Regions from separate parts of the Homo sapiens genome. Here region 2 is linked to region 1. A link is a contact called in ENCODE Hi-C or POLR2A ChIA-PET data. All regions are on one chromosome and are shown on one strand. Each heading gives the region's core, a stretch centred on a gene start or an enhancer-like site at or near the end of the contact. The rest is flanking DNA. Distances are from core to core; before and after follow the strand shown. Region 1 has its middle 41 kb from the start of EDAR. Region 2 overlaps SH3RF3 (SH3 domain containing ring finger 3).

What was found. Hi-C counts contacts between places; a loop is a spot of excess contacts on that map. ChIA-PET counts read pairs that join two places held with the same protein, here RNA polymerase II (POLR2A). Pooled maps may share reads with other maps.
Region 2: a loop to region 1 is called in a pooled map, with 2.5 times the contacts of the local background. The contact joins two enhancer-like sites. A Hi-C loop is called at or near these places in 2 of 50 pooled maps. POLR2A ChIA-PET finds 5 or more read pairs at or near these places in 2 of 52 experiments (OCI-LY7 and RWPE1).

Annotation. Positions count from the first base shown.
Region 1 is chr2:109,027,250-109,033,911 of GRCh38, reverse strand. It overlaps a transcript of RANBP2 not described here. Among named protein-coding and RNA genes, the nearest start is that of EDAR, 41 kb to the right of the region's middle. Within about 2 kb of position 2,856, at least 9 of the 41 ENCODE cell types and tissues checked have a DNase peak (open chromatin) inside an H3K27ac peak, as active enhancers do.
Region 2 is chr2:109,251,951-109,258,612 of GRCh38, reverse strand. All of the region lies in intron 1 of SH3RF3 (SH3 domain containing ring finger 3), which reads right to left. It also overlaps a transcript of RANBP2 not described here. Among named protein-coding and RNA genes, the nearest start is that of MIR4266, 58 kb to the left of the region's middle. RefSeq lists enhancers at 3,825-4,114, 5,410-5,539, 5,650-5,729. Within about 2 kb of position 2,837, at least 5 of the 41 ENCODE cell types and tissues checked have a DNase peak (open chromatin) inside an H3K27ac peak, as active enhancers do.

The DNA.
Region 1 (6,662 bases), core at 1,607-4,106:
CAATCTCGGCTCACTGCAGCCTCTGCCTCCTGGGTTCAAGCAATTCTCGTGCCTCAGCCTCCCGAATTGCTGGGACTACAGGTGCCCGCCACCACACCTGGCTCATTTTTTTTGTATTTTTAGTAGAGACGGGGTTTCACCATGTTGGCCAGGCTGGTCTCGAACTCCTGACCTCAAATGATCCACCCGCCTCAGCCTCCCAAAGTGCTGGGATTACAGGCATGAGCCACCGCCTCTCAAAAAAAAAGTATCATCAAAGAAGGGAAACTCACCAGATCAACACATCCAGACAATGAGATACCCTACATTGTGACTGCTTCCTTGCCCCTCCGTAGTTCCTGTTTTCTTACACACTGTTATCTTTCTTCCCTGGTGTATAAACCCCTAGTTTTAGGTGGATGGGGAGATGGATTTGAGACTGGGCTCCCATCTTCTCAGCTACAGCACCTGATTAAAGCCTTCTTCCTTGGCAATACTTGTCATCTCTGTGATTGGCTTTCTGTGCAGGGAGCGGCAGGACCTAGACAGAACCTGGGTGTTTCGGCAACACCACCTGCCTCTGCTTCCGAGGGCACACTCAAAAAGGAGGGGACTGGGCCCGTGCATTCACCTCAGTGTCTCTGTTTCACAAAAGGAGTCGTGGAAATCAGAATAATCAAAATCTCAGCTCACAGAAATGAGCGAGGCTGAATGCAAAATTAAAGTGGACAGGGCCCATCAACAGCCTGAAAGGGGCTTTGTTATTCCTTCCTAGGGAAGTCATCACCTCTCAGAGAAGTGTCTGGCTGAGTAATGACCAAACATGAAAGGTCTCTGTCCACTCAAGGCATGGATCATACTAAGGCCTGGTGATCAGTTTAAAGGAAATGTATTTCCCATGGCTGATGTCCACAACGTTCAGCTTCCAAGGGTTCAGGAAGGACTTATATTTCACCCTGCCATGACATGGGTCAAATATGAGGCCTCTTTGAAAATCCAGGGAAAATTAGCTCCTGGTGACATAGGATGCACTTCTTAGCTCCTAGTTGCCCATCTGGAGTTCTCTGTTAGGCCCACAGAATCAGCAAACTCTGTGTGGAATTAGGCGATTGCTCCTCAGTAGTGGCAGTGCAACCGGAGGGAAATTATTGTTCCATTCTGACTTGTGAGTTCCTATAAATCTTAGCTTTAAATCAAATGCTCTGTGAGTTGCTACAGGAGTTTCATTTAACCCACCAGCCTGTGCAAGAGGTGAGAGGTGGCCCGACTGTGAAATCCCAGAAGACACATCTAGTTGGCCAAGGCCTCTGCTCTCAGCTGGAGGAAAGACTCCCCCACCCCACCCCATGGGGAGGGGAGAAAGCGCATGGATGGAGTGGGATGAAGAATGGAGAGTGAGGAGAAAGCCCTTCCATGGTGTAAAAGTCAGGGCATCCGCTGAAGCCTCTCACACATTCGACCGATGTCACCCCAAGGAGCAGTTTCACCAGACAGGGTGCTGAGTCTAGCACAGCATCTGTTTGCAGACGGTGCTTGAAAGGACTGAGGTTGGGTCCTGGAGTTCTAAAGTTCTAACCCTTTTCTTCTGTCTTATTTCACCTTCCTGCAAAACAAAGAGGGGGTGGGGAGGGACAAAAAAAATCGCTATGCAGAAGTTCACTCCGGAAAATGCCCTGAAATAAAATCAACAAGATTGATGTGCAGGCAGACAGGTAATAACTTTAGAAGTGAAAGAAATCTCCAAAGATCTATGACATTTTTAACAAAACAGGGGGAAGGTGGGCAGCGCTCAAAACTGCAGAGCGGTAATTACACCCACAGGAAGTCTCTAATGAACTTGAAAACAAAGCTCCGAAGAAAGGGAAAGAAGATAACTGCAGAGTTCTGTTTACGTAACCGTAGGGGGTTTGAACACCAAGAACTTACAGCTCCTGAAACGCGGTGAGGAAATGGGAGGGAGGGCAGCGAGCGTTCAGAGTTTTGGCAAAAGGTCAAAGAGAGTGAACGGATGTGGGGGGAGGGGAAGAAGGTGGCGGGGGGTGGGTGGTAGCGCTCACGGGACAAGAAATTGAGCAAACAGAAAAGCTTAGTTGCTGAAGAAAATACTTAGAGGAAGGAGGGTTCTCTTCGCTGGGGGCAAAGTGGGGCAGCTTTATCCCGCCTGTGGCCCGGAGGTAGGCGTTGGCGCAGGTCTCGCCGGCGCCCGCAGCGCGTCCAGGTTGCCACCGGCAGAGCCCGGCCCACGTGGCCGACGCTGAAGCGGCGCTCTCCGTTCCTCCAGCGGGCGCTTCCCGGCCGAGCTGCAGGGGGTGCACACAGCAGAACTTCACTGCGCCCTCCTCGCCGCACGTGGGGCCAGGCCGTGCGCTAGAGACCCGCGGACTCGGTGCAGCCCGGCGAGGCGGGCAGAGCCGACTGCTGGGTCTGAGCGCGCATCCCCTGCTGCTACTGATTGAAGCCCAGTCCCCGGTGCAACAGTAGTAAGAGGGGGCCTCCAGGGAAGTGATTCCGTCGTAAGGGGAACGGGGCTGATAACCTTATAAGAAGGCTGGAGGAAGCTGTTTCCTCCCTTCCGCTCCTTCTGCAGAGCGTTCCCGTCTCTACCCCACCCCTGCCACATCAGAGCCCCCATCTGTGCTGAGTCAGCCAGCACCCATCAAGAAGCCCCCATCTGTGAGGAACAGGCCCCCCTCACTGCTGACACCTTGATGGTGGACTTCCAGCCTCCAGCACGGTGAAAAGGAAATGGCTATTTATAAATTACTCTCTAAGGTGTTTTGTTGTAGCAGCAGGAATGGACTTAGGGACCCGGAGTTCTTACCATTGCCCAATCACAATACCCTTAGACTCCAGCATCTCCACACATGGCGTCCCCTCGTGGAGCGCTCCGTGTCTTACCATGAGTCAGTGAGACAAAAGGTGCAGATGACACTGATGGTGGTATACATGCACACTGTGTTAGTCTGTGTACTAGTTATGAGTATATATACCAATTATTAAACCATTTTACCAAGAAAATAAAGACTTGGGAGATGTTAAAAAACTGCCAAAGTCGGGTGTGGTGCACCTGTGGTCCCAGCTACTCTGGAGGCCGAGGCAGAAGGACTGCTTGAGCCCAGGAGTTCAAGACCAGCCTGGGCAACATAGTGAGACCTAGAAAACAAACAAACAACAACAACAACAACAAAAACTGTCAAGAGACAGAACCTGGATAAGAAGTGGGTTATATAAACCAAAGTGGTCCAAAAATTCAGATGCCTGAGGGGCCCCAAGCTGGTCCTAGGTACTCAGGAAAGTACAATTCTAGAAGGAGCCTTCTGCTTAACAGCCTGCTGGTCATCCTCAAAGAGGCCACCACTCCCCACTCCTTCTCAGGGAGCCTCATCCCATCAGACAGTGAGGCCCATTCTTTCATTCATTCAGGTCATATTTACTGTCTATCCAGAATGCACCAGGCACTGTGCTAGGTGCTACTATACACATTATCACATTTGGCAGGGTATGGCACACCTCTTCATTTAAAAATAACCTTTCCAATGACATTAACAATGGGCTTTACTTACGTGAAATTCACTTAAAATAGAATTCTAAGGAATTTTACGTAGCATACCATAATTTGGCTAGAGGAGAAGGCTGGGTCTTCAGTGGGAAAATGTTGAAGGTAAAGCACTTGAGCGCATGGCCTGCTGGGGAGAGTGCTGAGCCAGCTGGCTGTGCAGGGGAGGATTGAGGAAAAGGCTGAAAATGAAGGCTGAGGATCAGTTTCATGAGCTCTCGAATCCAGGTTGATTTGAAACTGTTCTTTGCATAGGCAGAACATTCTGAGGTAGCAAACAAAAGTTAGAGTCAAAGAATTCTTTCTAAAGAATGATGTCAAGGAGGCAGTAAATCTAAGACTCACCCACACACTCGAACTGGCACTCAGTAAATGCTTACTGAATGAATGAATCAATCAATCCATCAATACAGAGATAGCAACCAGGATCCTTGTCAAGTCAAGAGGGTTATTAGTATAGTATTTCTTTAAAATAAACAGCCTTATCTGTGAGCAAAATAAGAGGCTGCCCCTGAAGGCTAAGGATGTCTGCATCCATTTGAGAGAAACAGCCTTTCATTGTGCAATGATTAGGCTTAAGTTGCTGGCAAGGCTGGAGACAAGGATAGAGATGAAAGGCTGGATGATGGCTGCCGGGGGGCCCTGTCCTGCAGCTGTTCCAGCCAGGAAAGGAGAGGGGAACAGAGGAGACAGCACAGGCAGCAGGCAGGCATCCCAGGCCGAGGAAGGAGGGAGGGCTCCCCAGGGTCACCCTGCTCTACTTTTGGAGCCTGATGCTGTAAAGTTTGCCCGGCAGGGACACACATGCTGCAGAATCTCCTCTTTCCCCTCATTGAGAGGACCAGGTTTTCCCTTGGAAACGGACAGACACACACTGAGCTGCTGCTTCCCAGGAGGGCTGAGGCACCCTTCAATAACTTCAGGCATCAGTGTCAGCCACATCATGGTTTCCCACCTCCAGATTCCCATGCCTTCCTTACCCTAATGAAGTTTCTCCCATTTACACATGGTCCCTCATCATCCCTCTCCTGGATGCTTTACTAGCTTTATGGAAGGAACTTGGAGGAGTGGCCAAGGCAGAACCCAGCAGCTGCGGCCATGGGGGTGAATGGGGGCTGGGATGGGGAGGGACTCCATAGACTCAGTGTTGACATGAAGGAGGAAAGGGCCCAGGTGTCCTATTAACAGTAATAACAATAATCTTGCCTTAAACCTTATTTATTTATTTATTTATTTTATTTATTTTTGTAGTTTAGAATGAGGTGAGGGCTAAAGAAATAAACAATCACATAGGCCGGGCACAGTGCCTCACGCCTGTAATCCCAGCACTTTAGGAGGCTGAGGTGGGAAGATTGCTTGAGCCCAGGAGTTTGAGACCAGCCTGGGCAATATGGCAAAATCCTGTCTCTACTAAATAAATAAATAAATAAACAAACAAATAAATAAATAAACAATCACAACTAAAGTCGTGACAGCCAGATTCACACATGCATTCTCAGTTGGCCCTCACAGTCCCTGACAGCCACACAGATCCTGAGAGTGTGAGGCTGCTCTGGAAGACAGGAGTGGGGCTTAGACCCGATGACCTCTAAGCTCTGTTCTGCTGCTTTAGGTCCAGGGTCAAGGTGTAGGAGGGGCAAGATATGTGTGGGGGAAGGGCAAGAACCGGGCCTACTGACTTAAGCTACTCATTTGGGTGCATGTCTGCCACCCTCGGAGGGCCTGTGGAATAGGTCAGAGCACTCCTCTAAGTGAGGGCTGTTGGGATCGGATGCTTAGGGCACAGCAGAGGAGATTGAAACAGCATTCAGCACTGTCCAGATGTTGATGCAAGGACTGTCACCCTCAAATACAGTGTGTCAGCCACCATGAGCCACTGTGCAGGAGGGCCTGAGGGTGGCGTGTGGAGACAGGCCTCCCAGCAACGGGGAAGCCAGGGTGCAGCAGCAGGGCCTACCTTCTTGGTGTAAGGCTCTTCCTTCAGTGGAGGTAAGGGCCGTGGCCCAGCATGCACTTTGTACTTTCCATTAGCCCTGAGGCTCAGGTGTCAATTATGGTTTAGCATTTAAAATCGAACAATATGTTTTTATTTTATTTATTTCTTTTGAGACAGGGTCTCACTCTGTCACCCAGAGTGGAGTGCAGTGGCATGATCATGGCTCACTGCAGCCTCAACGTCCTGGGTTCAGGTGATCCACCCACCTCAGCCTCCTGAGTAGTGGAGACTACAGGTGTATGTCACCTGGCCCAGGTAATTTTTTGCATTTTTTGTAGAGACAGGGTTTCACCATGTTGCCCAGGTTGGTCTCAAACTCCTGGGCTCAAGATGTCTGCCTGTCTTGGCCCCCCAGTGTGCTGGAATTACAGGCGTGAGCCACCTCACCCTGCCAGTATGTTTTTAAACAGTACCAGGAAAGCCTTGAGCTCTTCCCTGCCTCAGCAGGACACATGCATTAACTGGCAGAGCCCAGTGCTCCCTCTGAGGATGGATCTGTGAGTAGCAGCTCTGGGAGAGACAGAAGTAGGGGACTGGCAGGGACTCAGAGCCTGCAGGGAGAAGGAAGACGCATGGCGGGGAGGCCAGCATGCCAGGCTGCAGAGCTGCCGCCCACCCACCCCGCCCACTCCTGGAGCCCAGGCCCTCATCAACTCTAGGTCTTGCTCCTGGCCTAGGTCCTGCTGAGTCCCCATAGTCATAACGACGCTTACGCAGCACTGCTTCCTTCCAGATACTTTGTCCACGTCAGTGCCCAATAACCCTGTGAGGTCTGTCACCACTTACAGGAGGGGAGCTGAGGCCCAGGAGGGCTTAGGCCCTGCCCAGGGTATCATAAACAGAGGGTGGATGGACATGCCAGGCTCAGAGCCTGTGCCTTCATGTCAGGCTCCACAGGCTTCCTTGGCTCCATGCTGCCTTCAAAAGAGGAAAGTTACTTTTGTCTTCAAAATCCAGTCTTTCCTTATGGCTTCAAAAGCTCTTCCCTTGAAGACTCCACAAAGGAACAAGATGTCTGGGGTCTGGCTGGGCCCAGGAGACCTCTGCAATGCCTCCAAGATGAGGCTAGTCCCCCAGGAGACCCACCCTCCTTCAAGAAGTCTTCAGAGGTCCTTGTTTTTTTTTTTTTTT
Region 2 (6,662 bases), core at 1,588-4,087, 220 kb before region 1:
GCTGTGGCCCGGCCTGGGGAATTGCGGGATGACTGACTGGATTCCTAGTGAGGACAAGGATTGGTGGCACCACCCATACATTGTTCGGAGGCTCACCGCCCTGGCCAGCCTACATGATTGGATTGGCCCTGGTAGGTGTGGGCTGTGCTGAGGGCCCGAGGAAGCCTCCAATACCCAGGAGGTGACAAAGCCTAGAGGCTCTGAGCTGTAGAGACCCCTGCAGAAAACCCGGCTGCACTAGGGTTTGTGGTCCTCTCAACTCTGCAGTTTCTCGCTCTTTAGAATGGGGACAAGACCTCCTGACTGGCTGTCACAGCGGCCACTGCATCAGGATCCCCTCAGTAAACATTCCCTTCAGCCCCTACAAACAGCGCCAGGCTGTCCCCCACTCCTGGAAACCTGGCCACTAGGCATTATTAAGGTAAGTTTACTCTTTCGTAAGCCTCGTTGATGGGGTAAAAGTCTTACCAGCTACCAGTTGCTTGGTGTTTCCAATGTCTGGGCCGGTTAAGCTCCAGATCAGAAAGTCTGCCTGGTAGCCCAGGGATGGCAGGGCTGTGAGGGTCAGCAAATAAGAAAGTGTACATGTGTGCACAGGTATGTGGGTATGTGTGTGCACATGTGGTGACAATCAAGCAGGGAAAGAAATGCTAGAATGGTGAACACAAAAGGCAAGCTGGTCTAATTCATTCTGAGCCCAGGACAGCCCTGGCCCTGGTGTCAGAGAAGCAGTGTGCTCTGTCTGTGTTTACTGTGACTCACTGGGAAAGTGGGGTTTCCAAAAAAGCCTCCACTTAAACAGGCTGGCTGTCTCCTGTCCGTAAAACATACATTTTCAGCCCTTGTTTCTGCACTTGGGGCCCCTTGGTTTTTTTGGACACTGAGACAGGGAGCTCTAACTGTCTACTTCAGGAAACAGGTAATGAACGTGTCAGTGGCTTCCCTGAAGCGCAAACCAAGGCACTCAGAAGGAAAGTCTTCTTCATGGGATGGGTGGCAGGCAGAGTCTATCCTGCTCCAGTGGTCAAGGGAAGAAAGTAACTCCTCACTCACCACGAACTTGGGCCACAGTTTCCTAGCTGACAACCTCCCAGCCAGACTCTTGGTGTGCCCTTCACAGACTTCAGGGCAGCTGCTATTTACAAGAAAGCCATGGGGCTTCTTCCTCCCTCCCTCCGTCCCTTCCTCCCTTCCTTCCCTCCTTCCCTTCCTCTCCCTCCTTCCCTTCCTCTCCCTCCCTCCCTCTCCTTCTTTCATTCCCTCCTCAATTCCTTTCTTTCCTTCATTCCTCCTTCCCTCTTCCTTAAGCCCACATCACTTAAAAGCAGAAACAGCTGACTTTGTACCTCCTGGCCACAGAACGAACAACATGACTTGATGCTGCCTCTCCAAGAAGGACTTACCGTCATGTCCACATGAGCAAGAGAAGCTCCTGCCCCAGTGGGCACTTTTCCAGGATGCTGAGTGAATGTCGGCTGCAGAGTGGACATGAGGGATTCAGTGGCTTTCGGGCTGCCTAGACACAGCCACTGAAATACACGGTGCCCCTACATGACATTCAAATGCCATACAGTGCAAGTCCAGGGCAGCAATGTGACCCGTGCCTGGTCACAGGCTGTCTGAGAGCAGAGGCGGAATAACTCCCTCCAGCATGAAGAGCTGCTAGTCCTCCACACATCTCCATCCACCACCGTTCATGAAAAACACATAAAAATGCCATTCAATTAGGTAGAGGCTGATGGTTAGTCTCCGGGACAATGGAAGACAAGGGACACCCCCACCTGTCACCCGGCACTGCCACCTAAGAGACCCTGAAATAAAAATCCCACTTCACTGTTTTCTCCAGTGATTCATTCATCAATAGCTCGATGTATTCCCTTTCCCTGATTAAAAGTTAACTCCACACAAGGAAGATGAGAAAAGAAAGATTGAGAAAACAAAACTTAGACCACGAAGACTAGGGAAAAAGTAATAAAAATTGTGGCACAATCCCATTGGCAAATCCCCTCGAAGCTCTCAGGCCAGTGCACCTAGCAAAAGGGCTTCTGTGCCCTTTACACACTAGCCCCTCAAAGCTCCAGGAGTGGACTGAACCTGGGCCTTGGTAAGTGTTTGTGACTGATCTCAAATCTCCCCTGTTTCCATGAGAGAGCACTCGTCTCCCTGTTTCAGTCAATGGTAAGTCTGAAACATCTCCTTCCTTGCAGGGGAGGACATCGCATTGCCGCTCATATCCCTAATGACACACTGTCAACTGACAAGCCCAGAGCACCTTCCAAGCTCGCCCCAGGACTACGTCACAGCGTCAACTTCCCCCACTCCCAGTAATACGCTCAACCAGGCCCAAGTGAAACAATGCGCGACCTGTCCATGGCAGGCTCTCCAACTGTGGGGTCTTCCTTGTCTACCTTTCACCTCCACTCAGGGGACAGGACTCAGTGAGGGCCTCCGCCAGGTGCTGGGTCACAGCGGCCAGAAGCACGGGCCTGGCCTCTCCCTCCAGACTTTGCAGGCTCATGGGAATGCCAAGTATTAATATGAAGCACATACAGGCTTACATTTGTGAGGAGGAAAAAGAGGACAGTAAGAGAGTATGTACATTTACATACAAGCACACACAGGGAATCTTCCTCAGGGGACAGGTGCATCCTATTCACTAAGCAAGAAAACACTTCCTCTTCCCCTTCCTTTCAAAGGCCTTGATCTGCAGGACAGAAGCAGGGAGAATGAAAAGGGCAAAAAGGAAAACTAATTTAACTGTCTTCTCTTTCTGAAAACTCGGCCTATTAAAAGCACAAACAGTCGGCAGGGCGGTTTCATTTCCTTGTCTTCATTAAATCAGGAAGCTGAGATTCAGCAGAGATTCTGGCCCTAGAAGTAGCTTATCGGAAATGACCATGAATTATCACCCCAGTGTCCTCCACATGTTTTCTGGTAAGTAGTTTCTTTACTTAACTGAGAAGGTTGTTCCCAACAGTTCTCAAAAGGTGTTCAAATTCCCAAGCCTACCTCATAAAACATTTTCATAATTATAGAGGTGATAGCAACCTTGGTGAGAACAACTATCAAGATGATTTTGATGGGGTTATTTGCTAATTTTGCCTCTTCTGTGAATAAAGATACCCAGTCGGCTGACTAATACGAACCCCAGTCCAACCCTGAATGTGTCCACAACCCCACAGACCTTCATACTGATCATTGAGAACAACCCAGACATTCCCTGGTGGTGGTAAAGTTAACCGAATAAAGCACTTCTCCAATGCTCTGTATTCTTAGAGTAGCTTTACTCAAGTTTCACCGGTGGGTGGTATGGGGTCTGCTGGAAGCCCAGTGTGACAGTGTGACCCATTCACTGGGAGATACTTCCAACCTAGATGCACTATTCCGAAGCCCCAACAGGTTGCCTAAATTGATTAGGAAAGTGAAATGCCACACACACAAAGCAAGAGTTGCACACGTGCACATGTACACACACAGACACACACACACAAACACTAATCTTTAACCTCCCACCACCATGACACGGGTACCACCTTGTGTCTTTTAGCCTTAGGAGGACTGCAGGCTTGTACAGTGTTGGAGCCATCCCTGTTCTTTCCAGATACAAATGATCTAATGGAGTAACCTAACCTGAACCACAGAGCCCCACATAGGTGTTCAATATCCTTCCAGAGCATTTTTCTAGCTTTTGAGACCAGAGTGGGTCACATGGAGCGTACTGTCTCGCTGAGCCCACCCGTGAGAATTCGGACATCCACAGAGAGCAGATACTGCCCTGGCGAGGCAGTGCCTCCAGCCTAGAAGTACCCATCTGTTGGCTTAACTGGAGCGCTCATGGGGCACTGTCCCGAGCCACTAAAGTCCCGGCAATGAGAGGCTCCTCTCATGGGAGCGGCTGGCACAGAAAGAGACAACCACACACCAACATTAGGGGGTACAGCTGAGACAGCAGGAAGTGAAACCCAGCAGAAGACAAAGAAACTATTTGACCAACCTTCTCACGGGGTCATGGGAATAGTCATGGTTTCTTCACATGTGCCTCAAGTTTTAATCAGCATCTACAATGTTGTATTGCCAGACCCAGGTACATCAGCTCAGTGTCAGAGGCAAAGCTGAACGAGGCTGGTAACATTTACATGCAATGTGTCAGGCCCTATTCTAAGTACTTTACAGCATTAATCCATTTAACCTCCCCAACAGTCCAATGAGGAATGTGCTGCCCCCATTTTACAGATGGGGAAACTGAGGCACAGAGAGGCCAACTTGCACAGGATTATACAGGTAGAAAATTATGGCACTGACTCCTTGGTCTGCACTCTAAGCCACTATGCTGCTGCGTGCTAAAAACTCTAGAAAAACATATTGATTGTCCTCAGGTCAGACATCCAAAGGTCTGGAGTGGAGTGAAGAAGTCTATAAAATGCTAACAGAAGAAAAATGTGATTTTCTTCATGTTTTCCTCTAAGAGTCCTTGCTAGAGGGGTTGGTGAGGCAGTCATGCTGGCTGCCACTAGCCCAGGGAAATTCTCATGTGGGTCAGAAAAAGCACCCCTTCAAGACAAATCTAGGATAAATGTGATGTGAATGGTGCCTGGCCCCTGAGTTGTATGATGTATAACCTACACATCTCAGGGGCCAGGCCCCATTCCCAATACATTTGACAGCCTTAAGAGCTGTGGAAGGGGAATTAAAGACTTCCATGCTTTTAGAAAGAAGAAAATGCAGTTCAAGAAAAAATACTCATACATTACTTTCTGGTTTCTGCTCCCTGAACAATTATTTTCTTAAATTACAAATTATAAATCTTTGTGTGTCAACCTATATAGCAATCTTTGCATCTAAATCAAAGAGAAATCATGGTCTCCACTTGGCCTGGTGCTTTAATAACCACCTGTTCTATTATATGTTCTATTTTCCAGACAGCCAAATTCCTTTCCAAATGACCCAGATACAACCATTTTTATCAAAATTCTAAGCACAGCCCCAAGCACAGGCTAAACCGAAAGACTGTTAAATTAGTCAGAATAAGAATTTGCTGCCTCAACATCTTAGATCCAGCATGAAAATCATGGACACAAGTGGTATTTCTGTTGCCTGGATTAGAAAACAAATAGCAAGCCTGGGAAACATGAGAGCTGGGCAGCAAAAAATGCCCTCACCAGCCCACCCGGAAAGCAGCGCCCACGTCCTGAAACCACATGGACACAGCCTATCCTGGGGCCTCTTCTTTGTAAACACTTCTGCCTCCCAAGGAAATAAACTAATCAAAGCACCTTAATCAAATTTAAAGGCTAGGCCGGGCGCAGTGGCTCATGCCTGCAATCCCAGCACTTTGGGAGGCTGAGGCAGGCGGATCACTTCAGGTCAGGAGTTCAAGACCAGCCTTGTGAAACCCCATCTCTACTAAAAATACAAAAACTAGCCAGGCATGGTGGCACGTAGCTGTAATCCCAGCTACTCAGAAGGCTGAGGCAGGAGAATCACTTGAACTCGTGAGGTGGAGGTTGCAGTGACCTGAGATCGCACCACTGCACTCCAGCCTGGGCAACAGAGCAAGACTCTAGCTCTTAAATAAAAAAAAAGAAAAAAAAAGTAAAGGCTACACATGTGGGTCTACATTTAAACTGATGGATTTTGCTTTTTGAGGTTCAAGAAGAATAGGGTGATTGACTACAGTCAGTCCCCTACTTACGATGGGCTGACTTAGGATTTTTCTACTTTATGATGGTACAATACAATACCCAAACTGTACTTCACATACCTATATAACCAGTGTTTTTCACTTTCAAGACAGTATTAGGTAAATGACACAGATATTCAACACTTTATTATACAACAGGCTTTGTGTTACATGATTCAGCCCAACTGTAGGCTGATTACATTAGCCAGCCTAATGTATATTGTTCTGAGTACATTTAAAGTAGGCTAGGCTGAGCTATGAGGTTCTGTAGGTTTGGTGTATTACATGCGTTTTCAACTTATGATACTTCCAACTATTGATGGGTTTATCAGGACATAATCCATCTTAACTCATTCTGTCATTCTAGTTTGCCTGAAATATCCCTGGTTTTAGCACTGAGAGTCCCACATCCCAAGAAACTCCTCAGTCCCAGGAACACCAGGACGGCTGATCAACCCATGATAAAGCTAAAACTGAAGGCCTGTAAAAAGACAAAGCTTATAAAACAAGCCTGAGGAAGCAGTTTCAGAAGTAAACATTAAGTTCAGAAAATTTTGAGAGTTTGCATCCAACTATTCCTCTAAAAATAAACCCGGCTTCTGTTGAACAATGTAAACTTTCTAAATTAAGCCTAAAACATCTTTTTAAATTATAATGTTGAAAGTTTTTTTTTTTTTTCTCCTCTGAGACAGGGTCTCACTGTGTCACCTGGGCTGGAGCGCAGTGGTGCAATCTTGGTTCACTGCAACCTCTGCCTCCCAGGCTTAAGCAATCCATCCTCCAACCTCAGCCTCCTGAGTAGCTGAGACTATAGGCCTGTGACACCCCACTCAGCTATTTGTATTTTTTGTAGAGATGGCATCTCTATATGTTGCCCAGGCTGATCTCTAACTCCTTAGCTCAAGTGATCCATCCTCCTACCTTGGCCTCCCAAAGTGGTGGGATTATAGTCGTGAGCCATTGTGTTCAGTAAAAGTTTTAT